Linked DNA regions of Homo sapiens: regions 1 and 3 are each linked to region 2. Evidence: chromatin loops called from intact Hi-C (ENCODE). Cell type or tissue: heart right ventricle. All regions are shown on one strand. Links, peaks and the distances in the headings refer to the core of each region. The heading gives the core; the rest is flanking DNA. Region 1 has its middle 8.0 kb from the start of RAD18. Region 2 overlaps SRGAP3 (SLIT-ROBO Rho GTPase activating protein 3). Region 3 overlaps SRGAP3 (SLIT-ROBO Rho GTPase activating protein 3).

The links. Peaks named below come from ENCODE experiments on the same cell type or tissue, not always from the same donor. Only the 100,000 strongest peaks of a DNase experiment are listed, where the experiment ranks them.
Region 1: a loop joins it to region 2, with 12 times the contacts of the local background. A loop is called at or near these places in 88 of 110 quality-filtered maps.
Region 3: it touches region 2 in a loop (17-fold over the local background); 96 of 110 quality-filtered maps call a loop at or near these places.

What each region holds. Positions count from the first base shown.
Region 1 is chr3:8,966,371-8,976,560 of GRCh38, reverse strand. No RefSeq gene overlaps it. Among named protein-coding and RNA genes, the nearest start is that of RAD18, 8.0 kb to the right of the region's middle. RefSeq lists a silencer at 5,262-5,556. In heart right ventricle, for the core only: a CTCF peak has its summit at 5,397 (motif pointing left); a DNase peak (open chromatin) is centred at 5,360.
Region 2 is chr3:9,062,413-9,072,602 of GRCh38, reverse strand. It overlaps SRGAP3 (SLIT-ROBO Rho GTPase activating protein 3), which reads left to right. Exons shown (of 22, transcript NM_014850.4): 5 at 8,022-8,207. Among named protein-coding and RNA genes, the nearest start is that of RAD18, 100 kb to the right of the region's middle. In heart right ventricle, for the core only: a CTCF peak has its summit at 5,060 (motif pointing right); a DNase peak (open chromatin) is centred at 5,042; H3K27ac peaks cover 1,368 bases.
Region 3 is chr3:8,983,260-8,993,449 of GRCh38, reverse strand. SRGAP3 (SLIT-ROBO Rho GTPase activating protein 3) reads left to right here. Exons shown (of 22, transcript NM_014850.4): 20 at 395-544; 21 at 2,611-2,938; 22 at 7,518-10,190. The coding sequence ends at 7,931. Among named protein-coding and RNA genes, the nearest start is that of RAD18, 25 kb to the right of the region's middle. RefSeq lists enhancers at 5,405-5,905, 5,906-6,406. In heart right ventricle, for the core only: a CTCF peak has its summit at 5,340; a DNase peak (open chromatin) is centred at 5,329.

The sequences.
Region 1 (10,190 bases), core at 2,690-7,689, 96 kb after region 2:
AGTGCCTATTCCTCACTGGGAGACCTTACATTCAAGCCCTCCTTACCTGGTGTAACTTGAGTGCGATTTCTGCTTCTTGCAATTAAAACAAAAAAGGGGCTCACGCCTGTAATCCCAGCACTTTGGGAGGCTGAGGCAGGGGGATTGTTTGAGGTCAGGAGCTCAAGACCAGCCTGGCCAACATGGAGAAACCCCGTCTCTACAAAAAATAGAAAACTTAGCTAGGTGTGGTGGTGCATGCCTGTAGTCCCAGCTACTTAGGAGACTGAGGCAGGAGAATCACTTGAACCAAGTGGGTGGAGGTTGCAGTGAGCTGAGATTGTGCCACTGCACTCCAGCCTGGGCAACAGGGCGAGACTCTGTCTCAAAAAAAAAAGGAAAAAGTAGACAGAATGATAATAGCCAACCTGTTAGAGCACTTACTGTGTTCTAAGCCCCTTCACATATAAAGGCCAACTCATTAGTCCTCTCAACCACCCTTTAAAGCAGATACTAATGTTACTCCAGCTTAACCTACGAGGAAATAGTACAGACAGGCTAAGTAACTTGCCATGGGACACACTACTTAGGCATCACGGAGTTGGGGTTCAGAACTAGGCAGTCTCACTCTGGAGCTGGGTCTCCATTCTCTCTCTTAGGCCTGAGGATGAGGCAGGACACTGGGTGTGATCTGAAACAGACAGCTTCACCAAACTGGGAGTGTTTGACCCAAGATACCTCACCCAGAGGGAGTTTGCGCCCCCTTGGCATGGGGGGTGCTGTGGTGGGGTGGGTGGTCATCGGCTGCTCACACAGCCCCCAAAGAAGGAGCAAGGATGGATACAGGGTTTCACCAGGCCATCCTGCCCCAGGCTGCAGCCAAGGGTCAGATCCTGCCTCTAACACGAGGGAGCATTTTATGTTGGGAAATTCCCTAGAGAAAGAGCTGTGCGGGGGTTGGGGAAAGGCCTCCTAGGAACAGCCTGCCAGACAATTGCCTCCACACCTAAGCAGGGAAGTCTAGAAAGGACCCCACTGCTGCCTCAGTGCAAGCAGCGAGGCATGGCCTTGGAGTAGCCTGAAGAGGAGCTTTTGCAGTGGAGGGTTGTGGAGAAGGATGGGGGTGAGGCGGGAGTAAGAGACCCCCCCGCCCAGAACCCCCCAACCCCCAACACCTTACATCCTCCTCAACACGCCCCCACTGCTGCCCCTGGAAGCAGCAGAAGTGGCAGTTTTCTTTTGGGCAGTGAGTGGAGGTTTGTGTTTAAATAAAGGGATGCCAAGAAGAGGCAGAGAGAGGACAAGAACTTCCCAGGCCTTTTCAGCCACCCCAGAAAGCAGGTCAGCCTCACACTGGAGGCCCGGGGCCGGCTCCATACTGGACTCCAGGCTGGGATTTGTGGGGTGGCTAAAAAGGCCTGGGACCTTCCTCTGATACCCAGAGAACCTAGTATCAGGTCTCCCAACCACTCCTCACTGCCTCAGAGACACCTCCCCTGACCTCCTTGCTTAAAGCAGTCACCATGAGGTTAATATGTTTTATTTTCTTCATTGCCCTTATCATCATTGGAATTGATTTGTTTCTTTATGTGTAGTCTGTCTCCCTCAATCCAGAATGTAAGCTCCAGAAAATCTGGGGTTTTGTCTATCTTGTCCATACTGTCTCGAGATGGTAGTAGGGTGTCTAGCACATAGTAGGTACTCAATAATTATTTATGGATGAAATGAATCTTCACCTACAACTGGGGGGAAAGTGCCATTTCTGAGTGAGGTGGGCTTGGTAGCTAAACAAAGTCATATCTTTGGTGGTCATTCCCTCATTTAACAAACAGTTCTTGAAACTTACTGTGTGCCAAGTGTTATTCTGGGATGCAGCTTTGAACCAAGCAGACCAAGATCCCAATGGAGCTTATGGCCAAATGCTGGCGACAGATAATGACAACCACAAAGCCAGAAACACCCAGGGCATGGGGAGGAAGAATACTAGAATCTGCTTTAGACTGAGAGGTTGGGCCGGCCTCTCTGAGGAGGGGAGTTTAAACTGGGAAAAGCCTGAGAAGGAGACCACCATGCCAAGGGGTGACCAGGCAGGCACATGAAGAGAAAGAGATTGGCACAGGAGGAGAATGGAGAAGGCCATGTGGCTGGAGCTGAGGGGGTGAGAGATGTGAGAACAGCTGTCGAGAAGAACACAGGCAGGGCCTTTTGCGCCATGGTATCCATTTTGAAGTTATTCTAAGAACAATGAGAAGCCCTTGGAAGGTTGCAATAGGGGCATTACTTGATTCTACTTATTATTGTTAAAAAATTAATGGCTGGGTGTGGTGGCTCATGCCTGTAATCCCAGCACTTTGGGAGACCAAGCCGGGAGGATCTCTTGAGGCCAGGAGTTTGAGACCAGCCTGGGCAACAGAATGAGATCTTATCTCTACTAAAAAAATAAAAATAAAAAATTAGCTAGGTGTGGTAGTGCACGCCTGTAGTCCCAGCTACTTAAGAGGCAGAGGCAAGAAGATCACTTGAGCCCAGGAATTTAAGGCTGCCGTGAGCCAGTATTGTGCCACTGCCCTCCAGCCTGGGTGACAGAATGAGACATTGTCTAATAATAATAATAATAGTAATAATTCATCATCTCTGGCTCTGGACCACAGCCACTTTTTAACAACGGAGGGCTTGCATGATAATTGAGGATTAAAGTGCTGCAGGGGCCACGATGCTATGTCATGAATCCCAGATTACAGTGAACCTGCTTCTCTTTATCTGAGGGCCGATGCAAGAGGAAGAGTATTATTATTATTATTATCATTATTATTATTTTTCGAGATGAAGTCTTGCTTTGTCACCCAGGCTAGAGTGCAGTGGCGCAGTCTTGGCTCACTGCAACCTCTGCCTCCCGGGCTCAAGCAATTCTTCTGTCCCAGCCTCCCAAGTAGCTGGGATTACAGGCGACCATCCCCGTGCCTGGCTAATTGTTTGTATTTTTAATAGAGATGAGTTTTCACCATGTTGGCCAGGCTGGTCCCGAACTCCTGACCTCAAGTGATCTACCCGCCTCGGCCTCCCAAAGTGCTGGGATTACAGGTGTGAGCCACCGGGCCTGGCCAGGAGGAAGTATTATTATTAGTGTTTCGGAGCCTTGAGTGCCCCCATTCAGTGATGTTTCCGGACTTCCAGCTCTGCTTCCCTTCTCCATCCAGACATCCACACATGGTCCGTCTGACCCACTGAGAGATTGATTCAAATTCCTCCTAACATGGAGATCAATGGCCCCTGCATGTCACAGAGCTGCAGACTTCCCTTCCCGGGCAACTCAGAGTCCAGTCATCCGTGGAACAAGATTTTCCTTCTTCATTTGCCAGTTATTGTAACTGGACATAAACTAGTGCTTAGAGGTCTTTAATCTTCTGATAAATAGCATGACCCTTTTTGCTTTATACCATGCTGTCGAGAAATGTATTAAGGACTTGGTTGGTTACCAGTGACAACAACCCAACTTAGCCTGGTTTGTATCACAAGGCATGCTTTTTGCCCCCATCTGTATGAAAAGTCCAGAGATAAAAATGGATTTAAGCAGGCTGGGCCCAAGTATTCCAAGGATGTCAACAGGATTGGGTCTCTCCACTTCTCAGCCCTGCGTTCCTTCACACTGTACTCTCAGGCTGATTCTTCTCAAGTGATGGCAAAGATGGCCCAAAGCAGTTCTAGACTTGCGTCCTAGCATTTAGCTACCCCAGTAGAAAAAACTGTCTCTCTTTCCCAGTGAATGAGTCAGAGTCCCAGGATTGCCTCTGATTGGCCTAGCTTGAGTCACATGCTTACCATGAACCAATCACTCAGTGGAGGGTGGGTCTTACTGTCATTGACCAGATCTGGCTACTTGCCCAGTCTTGAGCTAGATTTGGGATTAGCCTTGCCTGACCACATGGTTGAGAGTAGATTAAGGGCTGTTTCCCAAAATGAATAGATGAGTTCTATTATTGGAAGGATGATGCTGGGGCCAGGTGTGGTGGCTCAATCCTGTAATCCCAGCACTTTGGGAGGTAGGGAGGGAGGTTCACTTGAGGGTAGGAGTTTGAGACCAACCTGGGTAACATAGTGAGACTCTGTCACTACAGACACACACACACACACACACACACACACACACACACACACACACACACACACACAATGAGGCAGGCATGGTGGCGTGAGCCTGTAATTCCTGCTACTTGGGAGGCTGAGGTAGGAGGATCTCACTTGAGCCCAGGAGTTTGAGGCTGCAGTGAGCTGTGATCACACCACTGCCCTCTAGTCTGGGCAACAGAGTGCGATCCTGCCTCTTGAAAGAAAGAACAAAGATGCTGAGCAGGCAAAGCCCAGAGAGCTTATCAAGAGCTCCAGTCTCCAGAGGACACTCTTGAGAAACACATTCATAGCATGGACATTCTCGCATCCCTTCCCCAGGTCCACAGGCCCCTGTCGACTGCAGGATCACACCCCTGTCTCCAGGTAAATGCTTTGTCTTTCCACAGCACCCATCCCCAAAAAGGAGTACAGCCACCCTGGTGGATATGAATGAGGACTCCAAGGCTAGGCTGCCTGGGTTTAAATCCCAGCTTCCCTCCTTTCTCACTGAAAGACCTCGGGAAAGTGAACACTTCAGTTCTCATTTCTAAAGTAGGGACAGTAACAGCCCTGCCTTGTAGGCTTGCTGTTGGGACAGCATCTGACACAGAGAAACCCCCAATAAATGTAGCTGCTATAGTTGTGATCTTGCCTTTTGGAGAGTCTTGATTCCAGTGCCCCAGTCCCAAAGCTGCATTCACCATTTTCTCCATATAGACAGGTAAATATGTTCATCTTGAGCACTTACTATGTGCTAGGCACTGTTTTAAGCAATTTTTCATAGACAGTCTCATTCTCTTGCAACAGACAGCTATAAGATATAAACTATTATTAGTCCTGTGAGGTTCAGAGAGGTAAAGTAATTTTCCCAAGATCACAGTAGTAAGTGGTAAACCCCAATGCATGCAGATCAACTCACACAACATGAGTGGCCAGCTACCTCCATTCCCCACATTAATTTCTTTGTTTCCAACATGTCTGGCCAAGGTCTCCATTTCCAGTGATGCCAAACACAGAGATACCTGTGTTTCTGGTAGACCCAGCAGGACAGAGGTTCCTGGTCACCATCCCTTCCTTGGCCTCCAGATACAGACATAATATATGTGGCTGCAGGATCCCAGATCGGGTGAATTCGACATTTTGTCCCCTATAGGCCCAGCACAGGCCCCTGCACATAGTGCTTACTAAATGATGGGTTAGAAGAAAAGATGAGAAGTAAATAAATTACGCATGAGTGGGATGATCGCCTATCTGCATTTCCCTCTCAAAGCGCGAGCCCACATCCAGCCTGATACTCTGCTGCCCTCATGTGGTCATTTGTAAGATGGCAGGCAGGGTAAGCAGCCTCTAATTTTTGTTATCAAAATTTTCAGATTTACAGAATGCAGAGAATAGCACAGTTAACCCATTATGTCTATCATCTAGTTTTAAAAATTATTCACATTTTTATGAGTTTGCTTTACCTCTGTTTTTGAATTTCAAAAAAATCGCTAACACCATGACATTTTACCCTGAAACATATCAGTATATGTCTCTAAAAATGACATTTTCCTGCATAATGATGACAATCTCATGATCACACTGAATAAAACTAATGACAATTTCTCAATAACATGTTACCTAATCCATATTCCATTTTCCTTGATTGTTCCAAAAATGTCATTTAAAAGTTGCTTTGTTCAAATCAGCATCCCGTCTAATGAGTATTGTCTCTTAATTTTTCTAGAGTATGCCCCGTCATGACTGGCTGAGCTTGTTTTCTGGTGAAATGCCCCACAACCAGCATTTGCCTGACTGCTTCCTTGAGTTGTCAGTTCACTGGTTGCTGTCCTCCCCTGTATGTTTTTTTATTTTATTCTATTTATTTTTTTGAGATAGGGTGTCATTCCATCGCCCAGGCTGGAGTGCAGTGGTGCAATCACGGCTCAATGCAACCTTGCCTTTCTGGACTTAGATGATTTTCCCACCTCAGCCTCCTGAGTAGCCAGGACTACAGGTGTGCACCACCATCCCTGATTAATTTTTTGTATTTTTTTTTTTTCTTTTGGTAGAGACTGGGGTGGGGGCTGAATCTCACTACGTTGCCCAGGCTGGTCTCAAACTCCTGGGATCATACTTGGCCTTCCAAAGTGCTGAGATTACAGGCGTGAGCCACCCTGCCTGATCCTACTCTGTATGTCTTTTAAATGGCAAGTTGGATCTACACCTTTGATTAGATTCAGTTTCACCATTTTTGGAGAGTACACTTCCTAGGTGACGTGCACTTCATATTACATCACATCAGGAGGTACCCACTGCTTGGTGCCCACTTTTAGGATCAAAAAACTTGATGAATAAGTTCAGGTGGGTTCATCCTCATCTTTCTCTGTGAGTAACAAGTGAACTTGTTGGCCTGATAATTTGGGGACCTGATACATATCCAGTTCCCCAAGAACCACTCTCAGAACTGTTTTATCACCCATTGGTGATCATTGCTTGAAACAATAATATTTCATTAGAATCTGCAAAATGGTGAGTTTCTAATTTTATCATTTCCTCTATATGTTTTAGCTACTAATTGAATACTTATCCACAAGAGCTAGTATTTCTCTAAACATAGCTTATTCTGAAAAGGAGGAATAAATGCTTAATTCTTTTCTATTATTCATCAACTTTCAGAGTAAGAAGCTGATACAATGACAACCCCCAGTGGCAGTAAATGAAGGCTTTCCTTTGTTTTGCTGAGATTAATTATAACTTTCTCGATGTAAAAATATCCAGTGCATTTCAATCCATTGCAATTGATGTTCTTTTTATTGCTTAAGTGCGTAGAAGCAAGTTCAAGCTGCCTCTTACATCCACTAGTTTTCAACTTCTTTACTGGGGGCACAATAAGATGTTCTAGGCTCATCTTGTACCTGCCCTGCCCCAGACCTAAAACCAAACATTTCTCCAAGAAACACTGTTTCCTTTTAGTGGGGATGGTATTTAGAGACCACACTCCACACACGGCAAGTGGGAGAGCTGAGATTTGGACCCAGGCAGTCTGACTTCAGAGTTGGCGCTCTTAACCTTTGTACCCTCTGGTCAACATATTTATTAGTGATGATAACAGTAATAATTACAACTGTAACTCCCACTGCCATACGCAGCCGTTCACCATGTGACAGGTGCTCTGCTAGGTGATTTCCAGCCTTTTTAAAAGAGCTAATCCTTATAACAGCCCTCTAAGTCAGTCATTATTATTTCAATCTTACAGAAGAGGAAAATAAGGCTCAGAGAAATGAGTGTCTTATCCGAGACCAGATGGTAAGTGACAGAGCATGGATTCAGATTTCTGTCTGTGTGACTCTACATCATGTTCCCTTCGTTGCTGTAAACTATATCAATTGGTGACAATTCTGTCTCCTTTCAACGGTTCTTTGCTTGGCTCCCTGAGCCCTGGCACTCCTATGTCCCAGGGCCCCAGGCTCAGGCATGTGTTTGGTGTCTTTCTGGGTAACTCACCCAGAGAACATTTGTTGGGTCCCCGCTACATTTGTGGGGTCTATCCAGGTCACTCACAGCTGTGCTAGGGCACAGAGGAGTTGGGAAGAGAAAGGCTGGTTCTGTCTCCTCCAGGAACCCATGGTTTAGTGAGGGAGACTAAACAGTTGCTATTAGTGTGTTTGTGCTATAACATGAGGTGTAACCTGCTTTCACTCTCCCAGAGGAGCAGTCAGCTCTCCTCTGGGGCTCTGGGAAACCAAATAAGCTTTAACAACCAAAAAAGTAGGGCGTCCAGATGCCATGACAGATGGTGGGAGAGATTTTCTGGTACAGGACTCAGCCACACACCTTTCAAATGGTTGCAGGTTGGTGGCTGCCTCTTTGTAAGGAAGAATGGCTAGGAGCCTATGGAGGCAGGAGGAGTTGCACGGGCCAGCCCCTGGCACCCGTAATCGGAATTATGCACCAGAATGGAAGCAGAGCAGAGACAGGCACAGGGGTCTAACAGAGCAGGAGAGGATGCTGGGAGTTGGCTATGGGAAAGATGAAGGACCAGCAGGACTGGGGCTCCAGCCACTCTGTATCTGGGGGCTCCTGAGCCAGGCTCCGGGCAAGTGGAAGACTCCTGTACAGGGTCACCATGGTTTTTAATCATTGCATCAGTAAACCATTGCTGTGGAACAACCCATGCCCACAGTTAGAGGCTTAAGAGAATAAACATTTATTATTTGCCATGATCCCGTGGGTATGTTGAGCAGTTTTCTGGTCAGGGCTGGCTGAGCTGATCTCTGCAGTAAGCAGGTGCTTTGGCTGGGGCTGGATAGTCTAGGATGACCTCACTTATGTATTGTAGGTGGTTTGATGTTGGCTGGGGTGGCAAGGTAACTTGGCTGTCTGTCTCTGATCACCCAGGAGGATCACAAGCTGGGGCTTATTCACATGGTGGCTATTAGTGCACAAGCCTCTGCTTGGGTCACCTTTGTTAATGTCCTGTTGGCCAAAGCAAATCACAAGATCAACCCCAGATTCAAGGAGTGGAGCCACAGACCCACCTGTTGCTGGAAGGAGTCCCATGGAAACAAAGTGTGGATAGGCAGGGGAAAAATTTATAAGCATTTTTGCAACCTGCTTACTTGCAGGCGCCCATTCCCTCTTTTTCTGTATGTCACACCCTGTTGTTCATTTGGGGCATCACTCCCACTCCCAAACTCACACTTAGATAATCTGAGGCACAGCGATTGGTTCAAGGATGGGCATGTGACCCAATTCTGGCCAGTGAGACTTGCTCCTGGTACTTTTGCTGAGAACTGTTGGGAATGAGGTCCGTCCTTTCTGCTGAGGCAGCTGTGCTAATAGAATGCAGGCCTGGAGCTTCTGGAGCCATGTTTGCCTCTCATGGGGGGAGCCTGCATGAGCGTTAAGTCGACAGTGAGGGAAGAAGATATAAGGCATTAAGAAAGAGTGATTATGGCCAGGCGCGGTGGCTCACGCCTGTAATCCCAGCACTTTGGAAGGCTGAGGCTGGGAGTTCACGAGGTCAGGAGTTCAAGACCAGCCTAACCAATATGGTGAAACCCCGTCTCTACTAAAAATACACAAGAATTAGTTGGGCATGGTGGCACACGCCTGTTGTCCCAGTAGGGAGGCTGAAGCAGGATAATCGCTTGAACCCAGGAGACAGAGGTTGCAGTGAGCTGAGATTACACCACTGCACTCCAGCATGGGCGACACAGTTAGACTCCGTCTCAAAAAAAAAAAAAAAAAAAGAAGAAAGAGTAATTGAGAGGGAAGAAGAGAGACCACCTGGATCAAGCCATACCTGAATACCTACCTCAGGTCTTTTCAGTTACATGAGCTAACACACTGCCTTTCTTGCTTAGGCCATTTTGAGTTAGCTTTCTAATTCAGCACTTTGAACCAAAAAGTCCTAATACAGTTCCCTCCCTTAAAAGTTCTTCCTGTCTGATCTCAAAGCTCTTCCCATCTGCAGACCTTGACTTGGACTGGGCATTCCTCTGTCTAGTGTACTTGTCACCTCTGCTTGGGCATATAGTAGGTGCTCAGCAAACACTTGTTTGAAGGATCAATAGGAGGGGTTGGGACTCCTCCTAAGAAGAGGCTTTGGTGACAGACAGGTAGCTGGCCTCAGTGAGAAGCTCCCAGAGGTGATGGTGGTCTGACAGGCAGGTGGACGGGGTAATGGGCACAGTCTGTAAGTGTAAACAAGACCTAGCTGTCCCAGGGCTGGGAGGGAGAGAATAAGGCAGGGTCCATGTCTGGGAGGAGTCAAGATAGGGGCCTGGTCACAAGGACACAGCAGGGCCTGCTTCCTAGAACTGGGGTCCACAGTAAGTGTGAGGTCCACAGCACTTTTACCTCACCCGGACTGTGCCACCAAGGTTCAGTCCCTGTCACCTTCTTCTACTGTACACTTTCCACTTTGATCCCTTCTTCACCCAGCAGCTAGAATGACCTTTGGAAAATGTAAATTACACCCCTGCCTAAAGCCTCTAAGGACTTCCCCCCTGTGCTTATAGCAACATAATATTAATGACAGCTGACACTCACACAGGGCTTAGTAGTTGCCAGGCACCCTTCTAGGCATTAAACCTAGAATAACTCCTTTAATTATCCCT
Region 2 (10,190 bases), core at 2,476-7,475:
AGGGTCCTGGCTCAGACTTAGGGCAGGGCAGCTCTGCGGGGCTGTCACAGCCTGCCAGCCAGGGTGTGTGCACAGTGTCATCCAGGGACGGAACTGGTCCTAAGCAGAATGGAAGAGGTTTCCCTCTAGGTAACCTTCCCTTCTCTTTCTGCTGTCCTGCCCAGACACCCATTCACTAAGAATACATGTATTGATCATCAGCATATCCAGACCACGAGATGTGGCTGCACACTATGACAGGTGCCTTAGTGGGGATATGACAGTGTGTGGGAACATGGAAGAGGGGGTGATGAAATCTACTGAGTATCAGGAAGGTGCCAGAGAAGAGATGGTATCTGATCGACAGTGGACAGTTCCTGGGTGCAGAGAGGGGCAGAAGGAGCAGCACTTAGCGCGGTGGGAAGCAGCACCCGGGATGCTGGAGGGAGCCTCCGCCCAGTCAGCACTGCTCCTGAGTCACTGCACTGAGCCTGGCCGGTTGGGATCAGGACTGATATGGGTAGTTGGGGAGGCTGAAAGGGAAGGAAGTCTGCCTTTTGCAATTTGTTTAGTGGCAAGGGACTGGAATCTGGTGCAAACTGGCTTAGATAAAAATGACACTCTGTTGAATCACATGAACATGTAGCTCAGGTCTAACTGGATCCAGGGGCTCACACACTGATTTGTCTGTCTCACCAGTACGGCGTGTACTCTGTGAGGCCAGAGACCCCAACTGTCTTCTATACTGTATTTTGACTGTAGTGCATTTGGTATAGTACCTGACACATAAATAAATATTTGATAATTGAAGGTGTAGCTGTTCTCCCCGCCAATATACTCACTAGATCAGAGGCAGTAGAACTATGCCTCCCCCATTTTACCCTTTTCCCTCCTTCCTTCTCTTCCTACCTTCCTTCCCCACTCTTTCCAATCCATCCATCCATCCATCCATCCATCCATCCATCCATCCATCCATCCATCCACCTTTGAGAATCAGTCTCTCTCCCACTTCTGGTTTGTTTTCCTCTGTGTGGACTTCATGATCTGGCAGGCTTCTCCCATGTGGTGACAAAAATGGTCCCTAGCACTGCAAATTCTCCTCCCATTAGCCTCTCCCCACCCTCCAGTGGAAAGAAAACACTCCCTTCCCAGTGTTTCCAGTGAAGCCCTAGGGTAGCATCTAATTGGCCTAGCTGAGCTTCCTATGGCCAGATGAACATAAGTTTACGGATTGGCCAGGCCAGGGTCTCATGCCCACCCCAGGATTGTGGGGTGATGTCAAACTCCCATGAACCACGTGTACTGAGAATAGTGGAGGGGAATTTGGGGGATTTCCTCAAAATAAAATTAGGGGGCTATTCCCAAAGAAAGAAGACTGGATGAGTCTGGGCAGAGAAAAACAACAGGTGTCCACTGAGGAGGAGTCCCTTGGGGAGAATGAGGAAGTGGTTCCATTGGCTGGTGCTCCTGATGTTCATACCTGACATACCTGATGTTCTTCCACCTTTCAGCTGCTCCCCAGTCCTGTTTGCCTCCTGCTCCCCTGGGCTAATGCTCACTCTGCTCCCTTTGTCTGGGACACTCCACCCCCATCCCAAGCCCTGCTCACCCAGCTAACAGCTACTCTTCCTGCAGTGTTCAGTTTAGATGTCACTTCCTCCGGGAAGCCTTCCTATGGTGCCTAGTACGTCCTTCATCATTGTACTTATCCCACCATGTGATCATCACTTGTGTAATTGCCTGTATCTCTACTACAGTTTGGATCCTATGAGGGCGGCGACCTGCATGTCTTCCACACTGTAGTATTGCCTAGCATAGTACCTGGCACATAATGAACTGCTCAATAAATATTTAATGATTGATGGTACAGCAATCTCCCTACTTCCAAGTATGCTCAGCAGAACACAGGCAATAGAACTGTACCTCCCTCATTTTACCCTCTCTCCCTGCCTTCTTCTCTTCCTTTCTCCCATCTATCTACCCATCCCTGCATTTATCCACCCACCCACCCATCTGTTCATCTGTCCATCCATCCATCTACCCATCCATTCAGCCATATTCACTGATCCACTGATCTTTTGATCTGTTGATCCAGCCAGCCCAGCCAGTCATTCATTCATGCAAATATGTGTTGATACTTGCTGGGTACCAGGCTCTGCTCTGGTACAGAGAATACTATCACGAACAAGACCCTGGCCTCAGGACTTTGCTTCTCTTTTCCTTCAAGGAGGTCTCAGTCATGCACTGGCCTAGGGTTTCACCCATACACAAATGCTGGAAGCAGTGAGCCACTGTGCCCAGGGACAGCCCTGTCTGCAGGGTGGAGGAAGCACACAGGGACTGCATCATTGAGAAGCTGTTTTCTAACAACTGATCCTTATCCTGCTTCAGGTGTCCCTTTATGGATGCTGTCAACTTCCAGATTCTGTTTGCCTTCTTTTGCATTTAAATGAGGGGCTGAAAGATGGTACAGATAACACTTTGCTGTTTTCAGAATCTGAGGATCAGGGAAGAGGCAAAAGGCAATGTGTGCAAAGCAAAAGGCAGTGTGATGACCAGAAGAGGCAATGCTTAGCGGTAAACAGACCTGGCCTGCAGTCCCAGCTCTGCCTGGCTTTTTGTGTGACATTGGACAGCACTCTTGCTATTTCTTTTCTTTCTTTCTTTCTTTTTTTTTGAGATGGAGTCTCGCTCTGTCGCCCAGGCTGGAGTGCAGTGGCACAATCTCGGCTCACTGCAACCTCTGCCTCCTGGGTTCAAGCTATTCTCCTGCCTCAGCCTCCTGAGTAGCTAGGAGTACAGGGGCCCACCACCACGCCTGGCTGATTTTTGTATTTTTAGTAGAGACAGGGTTTCACTATGTTGGCCAGGCTGGTCTCAAACTCCTGATCTTGTGATCTGCCCGCCTTGGCCTCCCAAAGGGCTGGGATTACAGGCATGAGCCACCGCGCCCAGCCCGCTCTTGCTACTTTTGAGCCTCCATCTCCTCAAGTGAGGGGCTAGGACACCAAGATTTATGGAGGACCTTTTATTCTGAGAACACATGCAACTGAACTTGGTCCAAGAACAGTGGTCTTAACTGACACATCCCTACGAAGTCCTTCCCTAGACTCCCTGAATAGAGTCTGGAGGGCTGGAAAGTGAATCCCTTCCCTGGCATCAAGTGGATGGGTACCTCTGAGGGGCCCTTCAGACATCCCCAGTTCAGGAACTTGGCCTCAGCTGAGCTCCTGCATCCACCTCTGCCCCTTCCCAGCCCTGGGCACACTGCTGCTGGCAGTTGGTCACTTGATAATTTGCAGTTGACAGCACTTTCCCCATCTACCCCCTTCTGATCTTCACCAGGCGGACACGGAGAGGACACACCTCTCCACAGCTACCCAGCAAGTAGTGGGAGGGCTGAGTCTCAAAACCAAGTCTCCCGAATTCCAGTGGGCTGGAGGAGCCTTTCACCCCTGTTTTACAGTTGAGAAAGGGGTACAAGGAAAGCAAAACAACCATGTGTTCAGTAGGCCCAGGCTCTGGGGTCAGCCACCTTGGCTTTGAACCCTGACTCCACTTACCAGCTTTTCACCTAGAGAAACTTACTGACCTATTCTGGGCCATGGTTTTCTCATCTGTAAAGCAGGGATCATAGGATGCCTATCTCATAGGGTTTTTTTGAGAAATAAATGAGTTAATATAGGTAAAGTGCATAAAGCAAGGCCTGGCAAGTAGTAAGTGCTCAATAGATGCTAGCTGCTATCATTGTTGTTACTGTCATCACACTACCTCCCAGGATTAGGGAAAGGACTCATTGAAATGCTCCTTTACTAGAAGGGCTCCTGGAAGGAGGTTTGCAAACTTTGAAGCAATAGATAAGGTTAAATATTATTTAATGCATCCTGGACTAGCAATATTGAGCTAACTGTTCTAGTCTATTGAGCTAAGGACCATTCATGCTGAAGCCCATGTATCAGGTAATTAAATAAAAGAAACATCTAGAGGATTCTGGGTACAAATAGAGTCATTTTGGAGAAACTTCCAGGTGAACTCTTTGGTGGCAGCTGTCTGTCATAAGTCACCCTCGGCAGTGGAGTTCACTGTTATTCTTGGAATCAGGAATCGAGTAGATCACAGGGAGTTTGGCCCCAGGGTACTTGGGTTGTCTTCTCCAAGCATGGGATTTTTGGAATGAAGTTTAGAGGCTGTCTGGGAAGTTTGGCCTGTCGGAGGGCAGGAAGAGTACTCTGTGGCTCAAGAAGAGTAGAAAATGATGTAAAGGGAGAGAAAATAAAAAAAGAAAACTAGGCAAAGGATATGTGGGAATTGAGAACACCCAGCTGGGCTGTTGACCTTGAGAGAGTGGATGGATGCATGGTGATTGGACAGGAAGATCTAGCTGTAAATAGAAAGGCTCTCTTTTCCCCTGAACTACCCAGCACAGATGACAGATTCGTGGCGAGGCAAGCAGACTCAGAAGCCAAAATAGAAAAAGGAGATGTAGCAGGAATCATTGAACGCAGACGGGGATGGGATCCAGACATGAAAAACACCAGCAATATGGTGGTGAGGCAAAGAACCCAGGGTTGTCTGTGGATGTGGAGGGACATGTCGAGAAGGGGGAAGGTGGGGTCCTGGAGACAGCCGCAGCAGGCGTTCTCACACTTTAGCCACACCTATTTTATTTTATTTCTTCTTTACATTCCATCCATTTTTGCTCATTTGTAATCTCCCTAAAACTCCTAGAAACCCCCTTCTTGCTGATTTCATCCTCTCTGTATGCCAGTTCCACCAAGACCATATCCAAATAACTCAATGGACTCATTTATTTTATTTTTATTTTAAGTTCCAGGATACATGTGCAGGACACGCAGGTTTGTTACATAGGTAAACGTGTGCCATCGTGGTTTGCTGCACCTATAGGCCCATCACCTAGGCATTAAGCCCCACATGCGTTAGCTATTTATCCTGATGCTCTCCCTCCCGCCGCCTCCCCTGACAGGCCCCAGTGTCCTTTTAACCAAGGCATGAAGATCATCAAAATAGGCGCCTGCTTTGATTATCTGCAAGTCTGCAGTCACCCCTTTTGGCCACTAGATGTCGAGAACGCATCAATATGGCACATATTCTGGTCCATTGAGTTATTTGGATGTGATCTTGGTGGAACTGGCATACACAGAGGATGAAATCAGCAAGAAGGGGGTTTTTTGGAGTCTTAGGGAGATCGCAAATGAGCAAAAATGGACGGAACGCAGAGAAGCCGTCTTTCCACCAAGACCCATGAAGAAAAGTTGACTGCATTTTAAATCCATGTATTGTTTTCCAAGTTTGGGGGATTTTTAGGATGAAGGAAGAAGGGAGAAACATGGCATAAAAATATATTTTTTTTCACATTAGTTAATGTTCTCCAGAGCTTGTAAGCATTTCCAAGTGAGCATGTTTCAGGTTCTTAAACCCTGAGCCCAAATCAGGGATAATAATGATGATGATGGTGGTGGTGGTGGTGGTAGCATCTGATAGATACCTCCATGGCTCTTACTATGTGGAAGGTATTGTTCTCAGCACTTTACAGAAATTAACTCATTTAGTGCTCATAACAAGCATAGGAAGTAAATTTTTATCCCATTTTTACAGACGAGGAAGCAGAGGTCAGAGAGGTTGTGTGACTTGTCCAAGGTCACACAGCTAAGGAGTGGGACCATCAGGATTCAGCCCAGACACTTGTCCATATTCTTACCTTCCATGATCTACAATATATGTTGCCACATTGACTCCTGGCCAGTGGCAAAGGCAACTTTCTGAACAATGAATCAATGCTGTGATTTAATGATAAAAGTCACAGAGCCTGGGCGTGGTGGCTCACGCCTGTAATCTTAACACTTTGGGAGGTCAAGGCGGGAGGATCACCTGAGGTCAGGAGATCAAGACCAGATTGACCAACACGGTGAAACCCCATCTCTACTAAAATATAAACATTAGCCGGGCATTGTGGCGGGTGCCTGTAATCTCAGCTACTCAGGAGGCTGAGGCAGGAGAATCACTTGAACCCAGGAGGTGGAGGTTGCAGTGAGCCAAGATCATGCTACTGCACTCCAGCCTGGGCAACAAGAGTGAAACTCTGTCTCAAAAAGAAAAAATAAAGTCACAGAATTCCTCATTCTAATAAACGCACTTCACAGCACTTCAAATGACAAGGAATAAGATTTTAGGGTTGGCCAGGAATTCATTCTGAGTTCTCTGACTTACAGGGCTTGGTTAGATAGGAGCACGTTTCATTCCTGGGGGAAGCCTTGGCTCTGTTAGCTGTTACAGTAATCCAAGCCACAGAAGAGAATGAACAAGGCCCAGGAGCCATGGATTCCAGAAGTTTCTTTGTTTCTTAGCATAGAAAGATGATCATACACTTGGCATTGCAGAAGAAAAGTACATTTCTGGTTGGGGACCAGTAAAAATGCTGTTGGTATGGAGCAGCCCAGCCAGTGTTCAGGCTACTAAAAGTATGCCTGCTCAGAAAATGGTAATGAATTAAAAAAATTCATTAAGGGCTGGGTGTGGTGGTTCACACCTATAATACCAGCACTTTGGGAGGCTGAGGCAGGAGGATCACTTGAGCCCAGGAGTTTGAGACGAGCTTGGACAACATGGCAAAACCCCGTCTCTATTTATGAAAAAATGATACAGACAATCTAGGATGATCTGGTAGAAAAAGTGGTGGATTAAAAGTGAGAGGCCAGATTTCCAATATGATTAAATATATATTTACCATATGACCCTCCATCCCACGCCTGGGTATTTACCTAAGAAAAATCAAAATACATGTCCACACAAAGAAATGTACATAAGTATTCATAGCAGCCTTATTCAAAAATAGCTAAAAACTATAAACATCTCAAGTAGCTGTGGACATATGACTAAGTAAACAGATTGTGGCATAGCCATACAATGGAATACTTAGCCATAAAAAAGAAGTTCTGATATGTACGGCACCATCAGTGAATCTCAGAAAAGTTATGCTGAATGAAAAGAGGGCTGATCCAAAGGAGTTTATATTGTATGATTCCATGGAACTGGATTCTAGAACACACAAAACCAATCTACAGTGACAGAAGGCAAATCTATGATTGGGGCTGGGGTGGGGTCAGGGATTGGCTGCAAAGGGCCATGAGGGATCTTTCTGGTGCAGTGGAAGTTCTATATTTTGCTTGTGGTCCTGGATACATGGATGTAAAGTCTGGCATCTCTGCACTGATACTTTGCACCTCCGAGCCTCAGTTTCCCTGTTTGTCAAACTAGAAGGTTGTTGGATTAGATGATGTCTAGAATTTCTTCTGGCTCAGAAATTTCCCCTGTAATAACAATATCCATTTTTTTTATTATGGAAGTAGAGTAGCAAAGTGCAATTTGCTTTATAGGAATTGTTTTTATAGGCAAGGATGAATTTATTCCAGAGAGCATAGAATATCTATTGGGTTACTTAATATTACTCATTTTGGGTACAGAGCCATTTGCAGCCCATTGTACTTCAGGAAACAGCTGAGAAAATGATTTGTGTGTAAGAAGGATGTTTCCCATTCAATTCCCATGGGTGTGGGAGGAGGGGCTTTCCCCGCGGCACTGGGAGGAGACGGAGGGATGCCACAGTCACTACTGGCAGGGCTAGAGAGGACAGCTGAGCAAGGGCCAGGCTTGCCTTGTCACGTCTGACAGTCCCCAGATGCTTGGAGCTACGGTTACCCTTTTAAATTTCCTCCTTATTTATTTATTTATTTATTTATTTATTATTATTTTTTAATTTCCTCTTTACTAGCCCATGCCTGGCTCTTAGTTAGGGCTTAATGATGTTGTTGTTGATGATGATGGTGATGGTAATGACCATCATCATCATATCCAGTCCTCAGAGAGTCTGTGCAAAAGTAAAGGAAGGCAGGTGCCCAGAGTGTGTTTTGGGACCAGGGCAGTGGCCAGCTAGAGTGTAGAACTTGGTATGGAGCCAGGAGTAACAGGGAGGGCCGTGCTGGGCCATAGCTGGCTGCTGATTTCCCCTACTTGTGCACCCCCAGGTCATGAAAACCTACCACATGTACCATGCAGAGAGCATCAGTGCGGAAAGCAAGCTGAAGGAGGCTGAGAAGCAGGAGGAGAAGCAGTTCAATAAGTCAGGAGACCTCAGCATGAACCTGCTCCGGCACGAGGACCGGCCCCAGCGCCGCAGCTCTGTGAAGAAGATTGAGAAGATGAAGGAGAAGGTGAGTGGGGGCCCTGGGCTGGGAGCGATTGGGGACAGGGCACAAAGGGGAGGGCCATGGTCTTGGCGGACAGCCTTAGCCTTCCCCCTTATTCCCCTGCATCCCAGTGGGGTGGTGGTGGGTAGGGGGGATGGGACAATGTAGCCAGCATCTCCTCTTTTGGAGATCGGTGTCCTAGTGGAAGCGGAGCCAGGCATGCCCGTGCTAACACTGGTTAGGCCTGGCTTAGTGCTAAGGTCAGCAGGCAGACGAGGTGCTCAACTCACAAGAAAGCTGAACTGTGACGAGATTCACACCCAGCAAGCACCTTCTCAGATGAGCTGGAATCACAAGGCATTAGCGGGAGCAGGGGCTTGTTCCAGAGGCCAATTTGATGGCCAAGGGTAGGGGCGGGGGGTGAGGTGGGAACTGATTGCTGAATGTGTCTCAACAAGAGGGACCAGCACCTGGAAAGCTGGTGAAGGGCTCATTCCAAAATTGCCATTGCCAATTCAAAGATGAGAGAGTTAGAATCCCTGTGTATTGATTCTGGAAAAGTCCTTTAGTAGGGTGTGGTGGGAGGAATTCTAGCTTTGGAGTCAAATGAGCTGGGTTTTGAAAATGCCACGTTTACAACACCTCTCTGAGCTGCAGTTTTCAAATCTGATAGGAGTGGCAAATTCGTCTCATCTCTCATGTCAACTCTGATCAATTGCCCAGAGCACTGGGCTGAGAATTGTGAAACTCGAAACAGATTTAGTTAAAAACAGTGCTGTAGGGCTGGCCACAGTGGCTCATGCCTGTAATATCAGCACTTTGGGAGGCCAAGGCGGGAGGATCGTTTGAGCCCAGGAGTTCGAGACCAGCCTGGGTAAAATGGCAAAATTCCATCTCTATTTATGAAAAAAAAAAGGCAAAGAATTTGAATAGATGTTGCTCTTAAAAAAACATGTATGAGTGGCCAATAAGTACATGAAAAGATTGTCTGGGCCAGGCATGGTGGTTCACACCTGTAATCCTAACACTTTGGGAGGCCAAGGTGGTCAGATAGTTTGAGCCCAGGAGTTCGAGACCAGGTTGGGCAACATGGCAGAACCCTATCTCTACAAAAAATAGAAAAATTAGGCAGGTGTGGTGGCATGTGCCTGTAGTCCCAGCCACTTGGGAGGCTGAGGTAGGAGGATTACCTGAGGGAGGTCAAGGCTGCAGTGAGCCATGATCACATCACTGCACTCCAGCCTGGGCAACAGAGTAAGACCCTGTCTCAAAAAAAAAAAAAAAAAAAAAAAAAAGATTGTCTCTATTATTAGTGATTAAAGAAATGCAAATCAAACTCAGTGAACTATCACTTCATACCCACAGGGATAGCTAGAATTAAAAAGGCAGACTATAGGAAGTATTGGTGAGAATGTGGATAAATTGGAATCTTCACACACTACTAAAGGGAATGTACAGTGATTCTATCACTTTGGAAAGCAGTCTAAATGTTAAACATAGACTAAGTTACCATGTGACTCAACAATTTTATTCCTAGGTATCCACCCAAGAAAAATAAAAACATATGTCCATTCAAAGACTTGTACATGAATAGCAGCATTATTCTTAATAGCCAAAAGATGGAAATGACTCAGATGTTCATCTGCTGATGGATGGTTGAATAAAATGTGGTATATCCATGTGATGGAATATTATTCAGCCATGAAAAGGAATGAAGTACTGACAAATGCTGCAACATGGATGAACCTTGAAAACAGTATGCTAAATGAAAGAAGTCAGTCACGGAAGACCACATATTGTGCAACTACATTTATGAAATGTCCAGCATAGACAAATCTATGGAAATAGAAAATAGATGATTGGTTTCCAGGGGCTAAAGAAGAGGAAAATGGGGAGTGACTGTGAATGGGTGCAGCATTTCTTTCTGGGGTGATGAAAATATTCTAAAGTTAGATAATGATGATGGTTGTGTGACTCTGTGAATACAGTAAAAATAAATAAAAATAA
Region 3 (10,190 bases), core at 3,419-8,418, 80 kb after region 2:
CCAGAAGCCATTTCTCATGAAGTCACACAGAGACTCAGCACTCAGCCCTCGGTGCTCAGCCTGCGGACTCCATCCCCCCATTTCTCCAACACACCCTGCAGCATTTAGCTTGTCCTAGCCTGGAGCTGCCTGGGAATGAACAAGCTAGAAGAGAAAAAAGGAGGAGGTAGGTGTGGGACAGAAGAGGGTCCCAGCTGCGGAAACTGACCAGGAGTGTTGCAATGGGCATGCGTGGTGGGAAGGCACCCAGTGGGCAGTGGCCTAGCAAGCGCTGTGGGCACAAAGTAACCATAAGTTGTGTTAATTCAGCCCCTCAGACACATATCAGGGAGCTCTGTATATGCTGGGTTCTTTGGGGGAAGGTGCCTCCAATTCATGTCTGTCTTCTCCCCAGGGATGATGCCTTCTCCGACAGCCTGAGCCAGAAGGCTGACAGCGAGGCCAGCAGTGGGCCATTGCTGGATGACAAGGCCTCTTCCAAAAACGACCTCCAGTCCCCCACGGAGCACATCTCGGATTACGGCTTTGGGGGGGTGATGGGCCGGTAGGATATGCGGATTCATTTTTTCCCTGCTGGTGTCAATCCTGTTCATGTCTGATTTGGGAGAAGCACAAGGGCAGAGAGGAGAGAAGGAGCCTACTGCAGCCCCTTGTTCCCCACAAAATGAAATGGGCACACTGGGCGGGCTGGCTGGCATTGGCCCAAGAAGGCCAGGTATAGAACCATCCAGCCTGTGTTGCAGGGAGGAGGAGGAGGAAAGACATGTGTTGGGAACCCAGTGCTTTTTTATTTAAAATAATAATAATGTGTGAGAGAGATACAAATTGGCAAGTATTTTTCCTACCTGTGTCCAGTTCCTGCACCTCCTTCCAGCTTTCTGTTGTAGAACTGAGTTGTTATATTTAAAAATGTAAAGCTCACATATTCCCTGAAACGCGCTACATAAACAGAAAACTCACACCTACTCATGTGTTGAAGGAAATTGACACTCGACTCCACCCACTTATTTGGAGGGAGCAGTATTACCAATTTCTTCGCTCCCTATGTGTGGGCCAGGCTGTGTCACATAACCTTTCTACCAGGCAAGGAGCTGTGCATGTCCTTCTGAGAACAGGTATAATCCAAAGTATGTGGTTATTTTTTAAAAAATTAATGAGGAAATAAGAAGAAAAGAAAAGAAAAGCTGACAGTTTCTCACTGCCTTTTTAGTCACACTCTCAAAATGTCATATTCTATGTTTTTTCCAGTGGAGGGGTCATGTGGTCAGCCCACACATGTAGGTATTTGCAGATAGACCCCAAAAAAATCAGTCACAGTGGGAACACACAATTTATGAATTTATTTCAGCAAAAATCCTGATGCCTCTTTTCTGCAAATTCCATTCAGTTCAGCAGATAGCTCGGGGCACTGTGGTGGAATTGAGAAGGTCAGGGAAGTGGAAGGCTGGCGTAGGTAGACAAAGAAGTTATGGTCCCCTGACTTCTAGGAGGACCATATCTTCTGCCTCTCTTTTCCTCTCCCTTGTCCCCCGCCCTCACCTCCTTTGTTCTTGTTCTTTCTTTCTAAGTACTGCTTCCTTTCCAATACCTATGCTTTGGTCCTGCTGGGGCACCCACAAGCACTGCTTAGCTTGGCTGGTGGCACTAGGATCTGAATCACTGGTGGTCCCTAGTCATAATCCATTCCCAACACACGGTCCCTCTCCCTCTCCCCTCACCACTTCTAGCCCTTCAGACTCTTGGTGACCTCTGTAGGATGCAGCCAAATCTCCTGTGTATAGAACCTCTTATCTTCAAGGTGCTTTCAAACCCACTTGAAGCAAAGGTAAAGGGTGGGCAAAGGATCTTGCTTAAACCCGCTTCACAGATTAATAAAGTGGGCTTGAGAGAGGACACAGGAAAGCACGCGGCAGACACAGGGCAAGAACTCACCTTCCTGAAACACAACCTAATCCCCTTTTCACCACACCAGAGCCTCCCTGAAGTGGGAAAGGTACCAAATGCACAAAAGGGCTGTCCAGCCATGCAGTGTTTACTCTTGAATGACTAGTTTTCCAAGATCCAAAAAAGCCTCGCAGAAGGAGCCCTCTTCTGGGGAGATTGGGGGTTGGGTGGCAACGTTAGAGTGTCTTCAGTTCCCAGGGGACCCCAACTGTGCTTGCAGGGTGCTGGTAACTTTGGTACAGTCAAGCCTCAAAGCTTCAGACCAATTAGAAGCCCCTCAGAATCATGGAAAAGTCTGAACTGCTTCAGAGGGTATCATGAGCCCAACTAACCATCACCAAAGCGTTTCCAGGGTTGGAATCCTGTAGGCCTTGACTTAGCATGTAGACCAGATGCATTTTGCGGTTGGCGGCACAGCTGTCTGTGGCCTGGAAGCACCGTGCTCCAAATGCTTTCATGTTTACAGATTAGACCTCCCCCTGCTGCTGAGCTGTGTGCTGAGCCAGCTCTTTCATTATGGAATTGTAGGGTCTGGCTGAATGAGGCTTTACTGTACCCGCTCCTTAGACTAGCGTGTAGTGTGTGGCATGGGGTTGACTCACCCATTCTGAGACTTGCCAGGCTTGACCTCTGCCCCATGCCCCTCGCCCCCTGGCTCCTTTGCAGAGTGCGGTTACGATCTGATGGAGCAGCCATCCCCAGACGCCGAAGCGGGGGCGACACACACAGCCCGCCCCGGGGCCTGGGCCCCAGCATAGACACACCACCCCGGGCTGCTGCCTGCCCCAGCAGCCCCCACAAAATCCCCCTCACCCGGGGGAGGATCGAGAGCCCTGAGAAGCGGAGGATGGCGACGTTCGGGAGCGCTGGCAGCATCAACTACCCTGACAAGAAGGCGCTCTCCGAAGGGCACTCGATGAGGTCGACCTGCGGTTCCACCAGGCACAGCAGCCTAGGGGACCACAAGTCCCTGGAGGCCGAGGCCCTGGCAGAAGTAAGGGCCAGCGGGAAGGCAGGCTGGGCAGCCAAAAGCCCCAGAGGGCAGCGGGTGGGAATCCGTGGAGCGGGGAGCCACCTTGGCCTTTATGCCAGGCTCATGGCTAAGCCAGAGAACAGGAGAGTGAGTGGCCTCCCCGTCCCTTGCTGGGCTTCCCGTGGGAGTGGAGACTGGTTGGGAGCAGCCACTGCTAGGGTTCCGATAGAGGCTGAACACCCCCAGTGTCCAGGGCTGGAGAGGGCATTGGCCAGATTATGGGGCTGGGGTAATGGCAGGTCACTACACAAAATGATACGATTCAGTTTTTGACTCATTCATTCACTCATTCATTCATTTCTCTCTTCATTCATCAATTCATTCACTGGCAAATATTGATTGAGCATCTATCATGTGGCCGTCACCATGCTAGCCACCAACAGTAAAATGGAGATCTAAAATGGACTCAGGCCCTGCCCACATGGAGCTTACAGTTTAGAGAAGAAAGAGACATCAACAAACACACACACACAGTTGTGAAATAGTTGTTTGGTTGGGTGCCTTTAAGGAATGGTCCAAAGTATTTTGAGAGCCTAAAATGTGAGGATTGCACCTAGGCAGGGAGAGACTTCTCTGGAGAGGACTTGACCTGAGACCCAAAGGGTGGGCAGAGCTAAATAGCCGAAGCTGCAAGAGAAGAATGTTCCAGGTTCTTCTCAAGTGCTTAGAGGGTTGGCTTTTGTTTGTTTGTTTTGTATTTGGATGAAAAATCTATATGATTTTTACATTTGCCAAATGAATAGAACTGTGATTTGTTTAACAGTTTGCATAGCCGGTTTCATGGGTTTTTTGACAGTTCTATCATATTTTGAGAAGTTTCCATTTTTTTTGTCTCTGGAATTTGGTGTGGGGGCCCATTATGTACCCTCTCCCTAGTGTTCTCTCCCACATAAGGTAACAGAGACAATCAGAACCTTCTGGTCTGTGAGAATTTTACTGTGGAGAGTAGCCTTTGAATCGCTGTTCAAAAGGAGAAGGAAGAAGGGCAGGGAGTCATGAGCTGTGTTCTAGAGGAGGCCAGGCAGGGTTCCCAGGGAATACACAACACAGAAACAGCTCACCTAGCAATGAGTACTCCTGTTCACACCAGCAGGCTCTAGTTTGGCCCCATGCCCATTCCCAGGGGTCCCTGAAGATCAGTGCCTTCCGAGGAGGCATGCCAGCTGCTGGTCCCCCCCATACTTGAGGAAACATCACCCTAGCACCCACCATCATCTGGAAACTCTACCAGTCTAGAAAGTTCTACCAGTTATGATAGAGGATGGCCTGAGGCCTGCCCCAGGGCCCTTTACATTTATAAAGAATCAAATGCAGTCTAGAAAACTGTTTCTAAAAGTAGCTCTCACAGCAGATTAGTCCCACAGGATGCTAGGGAGTGGGTAGGGAATACATGTTCTGTGGTCAGCAAGGTTTGGGGAATGCTGCTCTGACAAAGTTGAGTGGCTTCTCTGTAAGACTTATAAAACCTTTAAAGCAGGCACCCCCAGCCCCCGGGCCATGGATGGATCTGTGGCCTGTTAGGAACCAGGCTGCACAGTAGGAGGTGAGCAGCGGGAGCCAGCATTATTGCGTGAGCTCTGCCTCCTGTCAGATCAGCGGGGGCATTAGATCTTCACAGGCCGTGAACCCTGTTGTGAACTGCGCATGTGAGGGATCTAGGTAGTGCTCTCCTGAGGAGAATCTAATGCCTGATCTGAAGTGGAGCAGTTTCATCCGAAAGCATCCTCCTGACCCCCCATCTGTGGAAAAATTGTCTTCCACGTAAACGGTCCCTGGTGCCAAAAAGGTTGGGGACTGCTGCTTTAAAAGATGTGCACTGTGAATCTCCAAGAAAGAAAACAGGGCATGCCCCATATCCCAGACTTCTGTGACCTTTATTCATGGAGCGTTTTGCACGACCTGCCCCTGGAATGCACTTGGGGCCTGCTGCATGTGTTCTCAGTTTGCAGATGGATCTGCACCCTGTCTAGTTTGACAGCTGCCATCCAAGACCCCCTTTCACTAACAGAGGTCAAATAGGGAATTGTAGTAAATGATATGTAAGTAACCCACTGCCACTGGAGAGTTTCCAGCCTCAGCATTGGCTCTGATGAGCCCTTGACTTTGCAGGCTGCAAAGGGGAGTGGCAGCTGAAGAACCCCAGGTAGTAGGCCGAGTGACCCAAATTTCTTTGGTCTCAAAATGTCCCTTAGGATTTAGATGTGAACCCACTTAAAGAGGCTGTTTGGGGAACTTGCAACATGACCATCCAAAGTGGGAAGATCGAATTGGGGAGGAGATGAAAAGCAATCACGGTCCCCACTCTGTCTCCCAGGGCCTCTCTGCCGCTCAGCTCTGGAGACTCACAGCGCCACCTCTCGGACTAATGCAAGGCTGCAGCCTAAACAACTCAGCTGATCTTTCTCTGAACTTCCTGTCTTTCTGCTTACTCTGCTGGGGTAGAGTGGTGGGGCGGGTGGGGATGGTGGTAGAGGGGCAGTAATTACATTTTATGTGTTAAAGTTTCACCATGCAGCTCATGCTGGACTAGAGCAAATAGAGAGTAGTGAGGTCAATAGGGGGCTTCCTTCAAGCGGAGTGGTTGATGATAGGGCGGCTCGGCTCCAGGAAAGCCGGCTGTGTCACTGCAGGGCTGGCACATGGCAGAGATGGGGAGAGGTCTGCCTTCCCTCCCTTCCTGCAGAAAATTGCCCCCACAGCGCCTCCTTTTGGATAAGGCACAAAACACCCTTTCTTAAAGTTGCCGGTGTTCTGGGGCAACGGATGAAACATCCTGGAGAAGCGTACAAGCTAATATTAGCCATTAGCCAGACATCCATAGTCCCCTAACAAAAAGGACAGGCTGTGACAATGCGGGGAGCAAGAGCTCTGGGCCCTGACCCCAGCCAGATTGAAGCCTGCCATGTGGCCTAGGGCAGGCAGGAAGCCACCTGCAGACAGGGGAGGGAGAGAATGTAAAAGACCAGGGTGCAGAAAGGGGCCGGCCCCAGCATCTCCAGGCTCCAACCCCACCATCTGTTTCACCAGACTCATACTTTTTATTTATTTTTTTTAGGATTTGCAATAAAGCAAGCCTGTCTTAATAGTCATCATTCCTCCATGAGGTTATGCACGGCACCTACCAGTGGTGGCTTAGGCAGTATCCCTCATGGTGCCCTCGATGGCCAAGCCAGCTGGGCTGTGGCTCAGCTGAGCCTGAGCAGGTCCTCTCATGTCTGTCGGATGCGGAGGCATCCCAGTCAACAGTCATGGGAACCCATGGGGCTCTTGGGCTAGAAGGATTTTGAAAACCACCACCTGGCAGTTTACAAAGCTTCATCACATCCATTATCTCACCCCATATTCACAGTAAATGTCTGGGATTGTAATAGATGAACAAAATATGGTGCAGAGTGATTGAGATTTGCTCAGGGTCACACGGCCAGCAACTGGCCACAGATTCTTTTTACTCAAAAGTCCGGGGCCCTGTGGCCTGTCCCAGGGCTCTTGGGTTAAATGCTGCCTTCCAGCTACAGCACCACCTTGGGCATGAGGGGACGGGAGCTGAGGGAAGCTGCCCTGTGGCATGGTGAGCCCGGGCTGCCCTGGGTGGCAGGGGGCTCGCTCTCTCTGAGTCCTTCAGAGTGCTCAATCAGAGTGCTCTCCTCCTGATGAGCTCTCAGATATTATAACATCCTCGGGAATTATGTAGGCAGAAGAAGATTTTTCTGGCCTGTTAAAATTTCCACTTTTTAAAAAAATTTTCTGATTATAATACAGAGAAGAGAGTAGCAGTCCCTCTATTCTGGGATGTGCGCTGTGAACATTCTGATACATAATCTCCAAGAAATTTTTCTGTGAGCAAGGATTTTTAAAAAAATACTGAACTGACTGGGTTCAGACTTGGGCTATGCTGCTAATTAGCTGTGTGACCTTGGGCAAGTTACTTAACCAGTCTGAGCTTCAGTTTCCTCCTGTGTGACATGAGCATAAAGGTAGTTCCTACCTTAGAAGTGTGAGGATTAAATGAATTATTAGGGGGCAGGGTTTGGATTGGTGCTCAGTGTTAGCTATTATTGCTATTGCTATTGTCATTCGTATTTTTGAGTGCTTACTCTGTGCCAGGGGTCAGGCCAGGCTCTTCACAGGGACTGTATCATTTAATGCACTCATCAACTCCCTGAGGTCCATATTATAATTATCTGCCATTTACAAATGAGGATTCTGGGGGCTCAGAGGGATGAGGGAACTTGCATAAGGTCACATAGCAAGGAAGTGGCAGAGCCAGGATTTGAATCCGTGTCTGTCTGACTCCAGAGCCTGCCCTCTTTATCAGTAGTCTGACCTGCCCTTATGAAATCTATTTCCTGTGCAAGGCAGCATGCAGGGGATATCCACATTGGTTCTCCCATGTGGTTATAAGACATCCTGAGGACTTAATCTCCATCCCTGCCGCGAGGCTTCTGGGGAACCTGCCTACGAAGGGAAGCTGCTTAGCAGACAGGAAGGACCTGACTCCAGGTCTCCAGACTGTGCTGACCCCAGCTCCCTCTGTCCCCAGGACATCGAGAAGACCATGAGCACGGCTCTGCACGAGTTGCGGGAACTCGAGAGGCAGAACACGGTCAAGCAGGCGCCAGATGTGGTGCTGGACACCCTGGAGCCCCTGAAGAACCCGCCAGGCCCCGTCAGCTCGGAGCCCGCCAGTCCCCTTCACACCATCGTCATCCGCGACCCCGATGCCGCCATGCGCCGCAGCAGCAGCTCCTCCACCGAGATGATGACCACCTTCAAGCCAGCCCTGTCCGCCCGCCTGGCTGGCGCCCAGCTCCGCCCGCCCCCCATGCGGCCCGTGCGGCCGGTGGTCCAGCACCGGTCCAGCAGCAGCAGCAGCTCGGGCGTGGGCAGCCCGGCCGTGACGCCCACCGAGAAGATGTTCCCCAACAGCTCAGCGGACAAGTCGGGCACCATGTGACCTGCAGGATGGGCCGCGCCGCCGTGGCCCGCTGTGGCTCACCACGGCCCAGGGTGGCCTTGGTGGCTTCCACGTGCTTCCCAGTGACCCTGGCCTTGGAGGGCAGAGGTCCGTCTGGGAGGGTGTGTCTGTGCAGAGCTGAGGCCCGGGCGCTGGCTGCAGCTCACGTCCAGCCATGGGAATCCCACGGACCTCTCGCGTGTCAACAGACGACCAGAGGAGTGCTGGAGCTCCAGCAGCCCCAACCACAGCATTCCCTAACATGGAGGCAAAATACCACATGGCTTCTCCCGCATATCGTCACTGGAAACTTCCTCTCTCGACATTCTCTCTACATACGTATATGTGTGTGTATATCGATGTGTGCATATATACACATGTATACGTATGTACGTGTCTGTAGGTGTGTGTATATATATATATATTTATGCATCTATATACATATACTAGATCTGGACACACGCATACTAAGTGTATATAGTATCTCCTTTTTCTTTTTATGAAACTTAGATTTACCTCAGATCCATGCCACCAAACATCTCCCACCGAGTTATTTGGTGGGATTTGCAGGGACTTTTCTGGGAGAACTTAAAGGCCCATAGTAACTGCGAATGAAGCAATATACCACTAACCTGCAGAAAAACACAAACAAAAACAGACTCCCACTGTCTCCAGAAGTCGTGGCCTTCCAGAACAGTCTGCCCCTCAAGGAAGGGTGGGGCAGGCAGTACCCCCAAGCAGGCTGCTCCCAGAGGTGGGGAACCCTTCATAGGAAATCCCCACCCCCGTCCACCCCAGAGACCCTGCCCTTCCACCCGGAGGCCAAAGGCCAACTGTACTCCCAAAGGCATGGGAGAAGGTTGGCGAGAAGACCCCTGACTACCACATCCTTGTGTTTGTGTGTAGAGACGGGGGATAGTGAGAACCTAAGCCCCATCGTAGCACAGTATTACATGTGGTTGGGAAAAATAAAAATACAGTGGTGTGGAATACTCCAAAACCTAGAAATGCTGTAGGAATAAATCTGTGGTAACTATAGAGGTTTAACTTATATCATTTTCAAACTATTTAATTTTTTCTTTTCCTGGTTCTACTAATTATACTGTGTCAGATTTGGAACTAAACAGGCAAGGAGGCTTTGAGTCACATCGTTTTCATTTTAAATCAGGCTGTGATGCACTGTGGCTGGTGCCGTCTTGCATGAAACGCATGAGCCGTGAGCGCCCAGTTCAGACTGGGGCCAGGGAGGGGCAGTCCTTGGCACTTTCTGTCCTAGAGGACACTGTCAGTTGAGTTAATACAAGTGACATAGCTTCCCTTCCCTCCCCCTTCACCCACTCCCTCCAGAACATTTAGTGTAGATGAAAATGTGGTGATAGAAATGGGTGCATGATCTTCACGTGTGACAGCCAGGCCTTTGCCTCTTGGCCAAGTAAAGCCCTTCCGGGTCGCTCTCCTTCGATTCCATTTTACCTCCTCTTCTGATCACTTCCAGAGATGAGCTGTTTCTGGATAATGGCACACGGGCAAATCTGTGTGCCCTGTGGGCCGCTGTTACTTACCCTCTCCTGCGAGACCCAGGGGCTTTTCCCTACTGTTCCCACGCTTCCTCTCTCTCGAGGCCACTGAAGTTTGGAGTCAAAAGGCCCAGAGTCTGAGTCCCAGCCCTGAGCACTTAGGAGCCTTCTGACTTAGGGTTTGTCACTCCACCTCATTGAGCCTGACTGTTCTGCTCCATAAAATAGGGTAATAAAGGTCAAACATCAGTGAGCAAGCTGTGTACACTGGAAAACACTGAATCAATACAATGCGTTTGTGATTATCATTAGTAAGGTAAGTCTTAGATCAGAGCCCTCCAGCCCTTCTTTTTGAAACCTCCCAATGGCATTTCAGAAGTGAGCAGTGGAATTTTCCTGCCATCCTAATAAGAGCCCTGGATTCCATCATTAACATTTCAGCCCATTGGATGAAGTGGTGCCCTCTCCTCTGGTCCCCCGCGAAAAGGTAAATACACCCAAAGGGAGGGACCTAGTTAAGTCACTGGCACCTAGATAAGTTAGGAGGGTAAAGCCACTACCTCGTCTGAAGGACTGGACTTGACACCCCACAGTGGAAGGGAGCATCAGGAGAGGAACAAAAAAAGGGATCTCAGGGAGAGGCCAGTGTCAAACTTGACCTCCCTTGTTTGGCCTAGAATGAACCCTTCTCTTTAGCTCCTGGATATGAAAGGCCATCTGCTTGGAGCACAGAAAGATATTG